Linked DNA regions of Homo sapiens: region 1 is linked to region 2. The links are chromatin loops, found by intact Hi-C in ENCODE. Cell type or tissue: ascending aorta. All regions are shown on one strand. Each heading gives the region's core, and the rest is flanking DNA. Links, peaks and the distances in the headings are about the cores only.

Region 1 (4,396 bases), core at 215-4,214, 220 kb after region 2:
GCAGGTATCTGGAGTCCCCTATGCACCCAGGGATGAAGAGTACCTTGGAAACAGCCTCCATGGACTCAGAGAGCACAGCTGTGGCCTCACACTTACCAGGAGTGCTGAATGGTGAGCCAGGAGGCTTGGGCCCCAGGACAAGATGGCCTGGATGCTAGGACAGGGTGACCGCTCACTCTTTGAACAGTACCTCTCTGGCCTTCTGCTTAGTGTCCTATAAAATGATGGAGTTGAATCAGAAAATCCTAAAAGCTCCTTCAAGCTCAAATACTCTGACTTCCATAAAGGCCATGGAAAATCGGGGGGATTGAAGTGTTCGTGTACACAGTCAGCACATCTGAGGACTAGCAAGTAAAGGGCTAATAAAGTGGCCAGCTCTGCTTCAGGCAAGGCTCAAAAAAAGAGGGGGAGGGGGTAATGCTGCGTCTAGGGAGGAAACTCTCACCTCCTCAGGAAGGCATTTCCTGAAAACCCAATAGAACTAGAGATCATAGACCATAGTGCCTCCGTGCTGTCTGTCGGATTCCTGTTGGTTGATTTTTTTTTCACTGCACTCACTTACCTCTATCAAAGTTATCTTTTCTCTTAAACTATGTATTTGTTTACTATCTGTCCTGACTCACTAGATATGAGTTTTGGGAGGCCGGGAACTCCCTCACCACTGTAGAGAGAAAAGTCCCTGCCCCATGGTTGGAGCCCAGTAAATGTTTCTTGAATACATGAGTGAATGAATGATTGAATGAATCTACTCTGGCCTTTTGAAAATCTGTTCTCTTCACTGAAACTGGAGTGATCTTTTTAAAATGCAAACTTAATCGTATCATTTCCCAGTGTAGAACCAACAGTGGCCCTAAAGATAAAGACTAAATCTTTCATCCAAGCCTATCGCTGGGCTCTGGCTACCCCGCTGATCCCTGTGGTTCCACTCACCTTCTCACACTCAGAAACCCAGCCTCTCTGGCCCAGGTGTATTTCTTCCCATGCACCATGCTAATCCCTTCATGTGGCCTCTGCGCACAGCATTCCCTCTATCAGGAACAGGGACCTGCTCCACCAAAAGCACATCCAAAACCTCCTCCCAACCATCACCCAACAGACTCTCACTCTTCATATCTTAGCTCAGGAGTCTCTTCCTCAGAAGAAAGCCTGCTCTGACATGCACACAGCATGCACACCCTGGAGACCCTCTTCTCTTTCTATCAGTGTGCAGATGGTCACTTATTCATGTGATTATTTGCCTAATATCTGTCACCCTCACTTTGTTGTGAGATCTGAGAGAGCAGGGGCCAGTCTGTTTTGCTTACCCCAGTGTTCTCAGGGCCCAACACAGTACCTGATGCACAGTAACACGCAATCAATATTTGCAGAACAAATGAATGCACAAACAAATGAACTACTAGCAGCTTCACATAGGGATAAAGCCAGAAGCTCTGAAATGTCTGTAAAATATTCTTAAAAATTGTTTTTAAAACCTACTGTCCTGGGTAACAAGAGCAGACCCTTTCAAAATCGATCTCCTCAAACTACAAAGCCTCGCTCTTTTCGGCCGATTAATCATATCAGAGACCGGCAAGGAAGACCCCCCTAGATATAATCCCTCTGCACAACTGGAGCTCCCTGCTGCCCTGTCTCTTTCTTCTCACTCATTCCAACCAGAACGTTTTAATTTGGAGAAAATAATGAACCTCAAGAGGAAAAGAGAAATGGAGAGGGCGTCATTGAGGACCATGGAATGTGAGTCTGTGTCTGGTTACCATTTAGGGCCTAAGAGGAAACAACACAAAAGCCAAGAGCCAAGGCACTGGCTCTTGTTTTTTTTTTTTTTTTTTTTTTTGGAGACAGAGTTTTGCTCTGTCACCAGGCTGGAGTGTAATGGCATGATCTCGGCTCACTGCAACCTCCGCCTCCTGGGTTCAAGCAATTCTCCTACCTCAGCCTCCCAAGTAGCTGGGTCTACAGGCACGTGCCACCACGCCCAGCTAATTTTTGTATTTTTAGTAGAGACGGGTTTCACCATGTTGGCCAGGATGGTCTCAATCTCTTGATCTCATGATCCACCCGCCTCGGCCTCCCAAAGTGCTGGGATTACAGGCGTGAGCCACTGTGCCTGGCCTCTATTTTTAAAAAGAAAATTCCACAAAACATGATTCTGGGGCTCTGAGCAAAAAATATTTTCTGCATTATAGAGGATCTAAAGGAAGTGTTCTGCAAACTTCTAAAAAACTCAAAGCATTTGCTATTAGGAGAGAAAAGACTGACTATGAGCTCTGAATTGAGAGACTACAGGAAGGAGTATTTTTATCCAGGGAGAGATAAGATCACAAATGTCAATCCCCCAGTACGCAAAGCTATTTAGAAGAGAATCTCTCCATACTCACCAGAAAACAAAAGCAGGAGAATGACACCATAGCCATTCTGGCATAAAACGTGTAACTGATAACAAAGGAAAGTGCAGAGATTACAGAGAAGGTGAAGGGACAAGTGTGTGCACAATGGAAAGAATCAAATGGCAAAAGCTTATCCAGGTGGCACAGAGCCAGGAGCTGGAGACTAACATAATGCTGCCTGAGATAGCAGAAAAATGTAAACACAACCTCATAATCCACCCGTGTTTGCTCCAGCCCAGGAGAAAACATCCATAAATCTTGTCGAAATGTGATATATGGGAAACTGGTAAAATGGATCTAATCCAGATCTTATCCTGACTTATGTTCCAGAGCCAGGAAATGAAAAATGGAAGATGAAATATTGGTGAGCTGTTAGTTTTCTTCCATGTACACCCCTCTCATGCCCTCTCTGGAGGGGAATACCTGAGCTGCAGTTCTGATTCCTGTAGTAACTGGAATGGCCAGTTCAACCCCTCTGGGCTCTCATTTCCTCATGTGTAAAAGGGGGCATGTTTCCTGTCCCTCCATGACCCACAAGGTCCCTAACATCTACCTGATAACAGTGTGTAGGAAAGAACCAGGTACTGGACTCCCTTCACCCCGCCCCAGCTCTTCTATGGACCTTGGGCATGTGGCTCAACTCTTTCCAGACTCAGTTTACTCATATGAAAAATGGAGAGAACAATAGAGTACCGTTTACTGTGGTTGACAGATGTTTAATAATGTGCTCAAAGCCATACAGTGAGGGCTCAGATTCGTGTCTCATTGATGCCAATGACTTATCCTTTCCACTACAGAGCACTGCTTTCCAAGGAAGCACAGGCTGAAGTCAAGTTTTGTCTTCCTAAATGGCAGTCGTTCATGATAATAATAAACCAGAGAAAGTCCTGGCACTTAAAAATGTTCAGCAAATATGAGCTACCATCATAATTACTCTTTACAATTGCAAGTCCCTTGAGCCCAATGTCCTGATGAATAAAAGAAGGAAAATGAATAACAATTTAATTCTTGACAAGGTAAAGTATCTGTACTTTTCCACCTCTCCCTACCCAAAGCCTATCTTCTAAATGTTTGTTTCATGTCATGATTCACGAACAGTCTTAAATTGCTGCCCATTTGAAAGCCCAACTGACCGACTTCATGGAGAGGTAACTGGGAAAGATGGACTGAAATTCTTAAGGTCTGGCTTGGGTAAAATCTGTGCTTTCCTGTTGTAAATAATCCATTGACTTCAAATATTTTCAAGTACTTGGTCTCACATCTGCGGGACATATGATGGGGGCTAGAGTCACAAGGAAGTGAGCCCCATTTCATTTCAGTTTTTAGGGTCTCTGTGTACCAAAACCCACTCTGTTTCCTGGAGAAGTACAACTTTTTCCAGATGAAATTCCAAGGTTTCACTCCAGCTTCTAAACAGTGACTGTGTCAGCCAGACTCATCTCCAGCCCTTACATCTGGTATTGGATGAAAATCACCAAACCACTATGCCACTAAGACTGCAATTTGGTTTCTTAAGTGGAACCTTGTGATGAAGCTCTGAAATTCACTCCTCCCTGGTTACTGCCAATGAACTAAATAAATATGGCATTAGTCCCTTCAATACTCAGCCCTAAAGCCATAACTCCATTCAGGGCAAACTCAGAGTCAAAGAAATGAACACCCAAAACAGTCCTGGCATATAGTAGATACTTAATCTATATTTATTAGATGAAAGAATAAGAAACAAGACACAAATACAAGGAAATGATCATATATAGTACCAGGTAATTCACTGGTTCCCTTTGGTATGGTATTTTGCAGATTCTCCCTTTTTAACTTGAGACCTTCCTTATTTTATGGATCAGAAAACTGAGGCTTAGAAAGATACAATAATGAGTTTAGATTTACATTAAAACTCAAATATGCCAGATTTCAAAACCCCTATTCTTTTCACTAAATTACACCACTATCACCACCCCCAGAGAAAGTTCTACTAACATCAGTTTTCACCTGCATGTAATGACAACTAA
Region 2 (4,396 bases), core at 230-4,229:
GCATGCCAGCAAGCCTGGCTAGTTTTTCCTTATTTTTTGTAGAGACGGGGTTTTCTGTGGACCTCTCTGGGCATTCTGGTTGCAGTACATTTAGTAAAATGCAGCACAGAACGATGTGTGAAATGCACCTGCTGATGTTGGATGCTACACATGCACTGCTAAGAGTGTATAGCTGTTCCTTTGGAATGCAGAGATTGGGAACCTGAGGCACACGGAACACAGGAATCATAAATGTTGCTCAGAGAAGAATTCTGTGGCATGGGCACTTCAGAAGGAGCTAGTTTAGGGGTGGATGGGAGGGCACGGAATCCAGGTAACCAGGATGTGAAGAGGAATTGGTCAGAAACAACAGATATTTGAGAACAGAAGTGGATAATGGGAGTGAGGGGCGATAGTAGTGACAAATGGCCGTGGAAGGGCCACTGGCAACAAAACTTGCCTACTTCATAATTTTCTCTTGGTCTCAAGTCAATGTTATAATTAATAAGAATTTCAAGACTCAGCTCAAAGTTTAGAGACTCGAGAGAGATGGTTTGGGCTGGGTGCAATGGCTCATGCCTGTAATCCCAGCACTTTGGGAGGCCGAAGTGGGCAGATCACGAGGTCAGGAGATCGAGACCATCCTGGCTAACACGGTGAAACCCCGTCTCTACTAAAAATACAAAAAATTAACCAGGCGTGGTGGCGGGCGCCTGTAGTCCCAGCTACTCGGGAGGCGGAGGCAGGAGAATGGCATGAACTCGGGAGGCGAAGCTTGCAGTGAGCCGAGATTGCACCATTTGCACTCCAGCCTGGGAGACAGAGTGAGACTCCGTCTCACAAAATAAATAAATAAATAAATAAATAAATAAAATTTTTAAAAAAGAGAGAGATGGTTTGGAGGCAAGCATGAGTTTTGGAAATGAATTTTGAGTTCTGCATTGCTGGCTATGTAACATGGGTACAGTTATCCAGCTTTCTTCAGCTCCCATTCCATCATGCAGAAAATAGGGATAGAAATTCCTTAGACATGGGATCACTGCAACAATTAAATATGGTGATAGCTATAAAACTTTTAACAAAGTGCCTGGCCCATGGAAAGCACTAAATAGTTAACCAACCCTATTATTGTTACCATTGTTATTATATCTAGGCAATGATTAAAGTTGTGAGTTTAAGAGAATCCCATTTCTAACTGGTCAAGTACAGTCTGTTCTCCTGCAGTGTGTTGTTTGTGTAATGTGAAGAAGTTCACAAACAAATGGTAAATAGGGAAATGCCATCAGTGTCATAGGAAAATCATGTTAGCTCATGCACAAATTTTCCTGGAAAAGAGGAGACAGAAAGGTAAAAGTAGGATTATAATCTTCGTAGGAAAGGAAAAAATCTCTTAACTTGGCTGCTGCTATCATAGAAGGAGCCCTTTAAGCTATGTTTTTAAAAAAATGAGAAACAAGTTTTTACAGTCAGGCTTTCCTCCTTCCACCCCATGTCAAGATTTGGGCTCCCAACTCTGTGCTGCTCTGGTCTCAGGGCAAGTTGGCAACTTAAGAGTAACCACTTCCGTCCAGACTGGACTCAGCTTTTGCAGCTCTGAGCCAATCCAAGTATTGCGGCTGTCTTCACCCTGGCAGTTTTATTCACTTTTAGTGTCTGTCACCAGGAATGTTCATGATATCTTCCCCAGGTTCCAATCATTGCTTTCCTTGGTGCTCTAGATGAAAAAATGCATGGACACTGAACACTTTGCCTCTTCCCCTTCCTCATCTTTTTTTTTTTTCATAAACTTCGTTATATTTGGTGCAAAAGTTTACAAAATGTGGAGTTTTGGGGGGAATGAATATGTTGCTTTATTTCAAAAATACCTTAAGTGCCATAGGACCTAACGGGAGATCCACTGAGGAATTACTTATCAAACTCTCCTGCAAAATAATTCAAGCCTGAAACTACAGGCTCCAGGTGAAGATCTCCCCTCCATGTAACTCAGTTAATGTCAATGATTGTGGAGGAAAGTCAGGAAGAGTGGAAAGAGATTTTAGAGAAACAACAGCAAGAAATGAGAGGAAAATATGGAAAGTGCTTCTGAGATTATCTTTCTAAAATATAGCCATAAATCATGAAAACATTTTATTCTGTTTTGCAATAGCACACCCACAGACATTCTTTCCAGTTGACTTTTTGATTTGAGGGCTTGTGGGTCATTCACAAAGTACAGCGTGTGTGTGTGTGTGTGTTTGTGTGTGTGTGTTTCCATTATAACCTTGGTTCAACTAAAAATGAAGTGGGATTAGAGTCAACAATCTCTTTGAGTAGTCTGAGAGGCTGGAGCAGGAGCATTGTGATTTAGTGGTTAGAGCTTCTATTAAAGGAACCCTGACAAGGTCATTGTCCTCAAGAATATAGAAGTTTCAGTGAAGACAAAATTTAGGGCTTTCTGTGGCCTTTGATATTTCTATTTTGTTATGTTTTTGTTTTTAATCCAAAGGATATTCAGGATTTACAGTTACTATCATCAGGAACCTCCAACAGATTACCTTTTAAAGCATTAGCAAAGGAGTTAATGTGTGGGCAAGCTCCTATCTCAGGGTGTCAACCTTGCTACTCCCCTCTGCCTGGAATCTGCTGTACTTGAGTATCACACGGTGTATGGGCGAGGCACTCACTGATCACCTTTCCCCAGGCACTCCCTGTCCTCTTTCTTGATTTACTTTTCTGTAGAACGCTCTTACCAGTTAATGCATTCCATATTAATTTTTTTGTTTATGGCTAGCAATTGATCCAGAAAAACTGTTTATAAATTTCGAGGTTATCCAAATTTAAAAGCACCAATTTCCTATTTGTTTTTTTGCTAGGTGAGAAAACACTTTTTACCAGGAGAAAGAGAGAGACAAAGAGAAAAAAGTGGAGAGACAGAAAAATATAGAGACACAAAGAAATAAAGAAACATAATTGGAGAAAATACATTTTTGTAAGCCTTGTTCAGATCCTTCTAAATTACATACCAGAGGCCACCCTAGGCCCAAGATTAAATCATGAATATTCTTAGAAGGTAGGCTGAAAACATATCCTCAAAAGCCACTTTTTGCTTCACAGGTATTGAAAAGGTAACACTTTTTCCCACTCTTGAAGGCACTTTAAATTATAATTAAACCAAAGAGTTTAACATGGATGCTGCACAGTAGTCACTGCACTGGAAAATATACAGCCTATGTGATTTTAGAGCAGGTTTGTAGAACAGAAATAGTACACAATTTTCACAGATCAGCCACAGACAATTTAGGTTAAAAAAATTGCTCAAAAGAGTTGCACTTGAAAACATACTCATAAAAAGGAATGAACTTCGGATACACGCAACACGCATGAATTTCAAATGCATTATTCTAGGTGAAAAAGTCACACTCAAAAGTTTACCTACTGTGTGGTCCTATTGATATGACATCTGGACTAGGAAAAACCATCAGGACAGAAAACAGATTAGTAATTATCAAGGCCTGGGGTCTAAGGAAGGGATGGGTACAAGGGAGCATGAGGGAACCTGTGAACTTGTCCAAACTCATAGAACCATACACTAACAAGAGTGAATCTTACTGTATGTATATCTGCATAAACCTGACTTTAAACAAACTAAATAGCAAACAATAACGATGACAATAAAATGTATGCCCAATAGAAGAACCCAGTAAGAGTGGCTGTCTCTTAGATGGTGAACAGGAAGACTTGGCACAAGGGTGCCATTTTGGAACTTCTTGGATTTTATGCCATCCATATATTCTTCTCACTCAAAAATGTGAAAGTAACAAAAATTGTGTGTGTGTATACACGATACTCTACTGATTCTAAATGCAAGCTTTTTCATATTTTAATATCTCTAAACTCAGAGTGCATCTGAGTACCATGTCACAGGTTTTTAATTTCTTAGCGGTACACACAACACTGATGTGTTTTAGATTTTTTTTAAAAAATAGCCTATTTTCCAGGATTGCCTGCTAGTTCTCTGTTAGACAGTGGAGTTGTCAAAACTAACAAGGTAGCTAAAAAGAGCGCCCGAAGCAATTCAACTCACAGTGTCCCTTAGGCAGATACTATTGTAAACTATCAAACAAGCAAAAAAAAAGAAAAAAAAAAAAGAAGAAGAAGAAAGACAGAAAAAAGAAAAAGAAAAAAGAAATTAAAGAGGTGCTATTCTCTTTATTTTAGAAAGAAAATATCTGAATAGCTCGCAAAATGAATGAGTCATGTGGCTTCTGCAGCAGCCCAAGTGGTGGAAATCAGACTGTTCTTGTCCTCGGGAAAACAACACTAAGCCACATCTGTGATGAGCCAGAAATCAGTTTTATGTAAAAGAATATGTGAGGGAACAGAAAGGGGAAGAAGTCTGGAAAATCCATGGCACAAACCCACAGCAAATTCATCCTGA

What was found. Peaks named below come from ENCODE experiments on the same cell type or tissue, not always from the same donor. Only the 100,000 strongest peaks of a DNase experiment are listed, where the experiment ranks them.
Region 1: a loop joins it to region 2, with 1.8 times the contacts of the local background. A loop is called at or near these places in 2 of 110 quality-filtered maps.

Annotation. Positions count from the first base shown.
Region 1 is chr9:87,282,833-87,287,228 of GRCh38, forward strand. It overlaps LOC105376126 (a long non-coding RNA gene), which reads right to left. Exons shown (of 15, transcript XR_007061642.1): 2 at 97-214. Among named protein-coding and RNA genes, the nearest start is that of LINC02872, 140 kb to the left of the region's middle. In ascending aorta, for the core only: no CTCF peak of the experiment used is centred there; no DNase peak of the experiment used is centred there.
Region 2 is chr9:87,061,904-87,066,299 of GRCh38, forward strand. It overlaps LOC124902196 (a long non-coding RNA gene), which reads left to right. Exons shown (of 2, transcript XR_007061638.1): 2 at 4,177-4,396. Among named protein-coding and RNA genes, the nearest start is that of LINC02893, 22 kb to the left of the region's middle. In ascending aorta, for the core only: no CTCF peak of the experiment used is centred there; DNase peaks (open chromatin) are centred at 1,538 and 2,208; H3K4me3 peaks cover 825 bases; H3K27ac peaks cover 1,747 bases.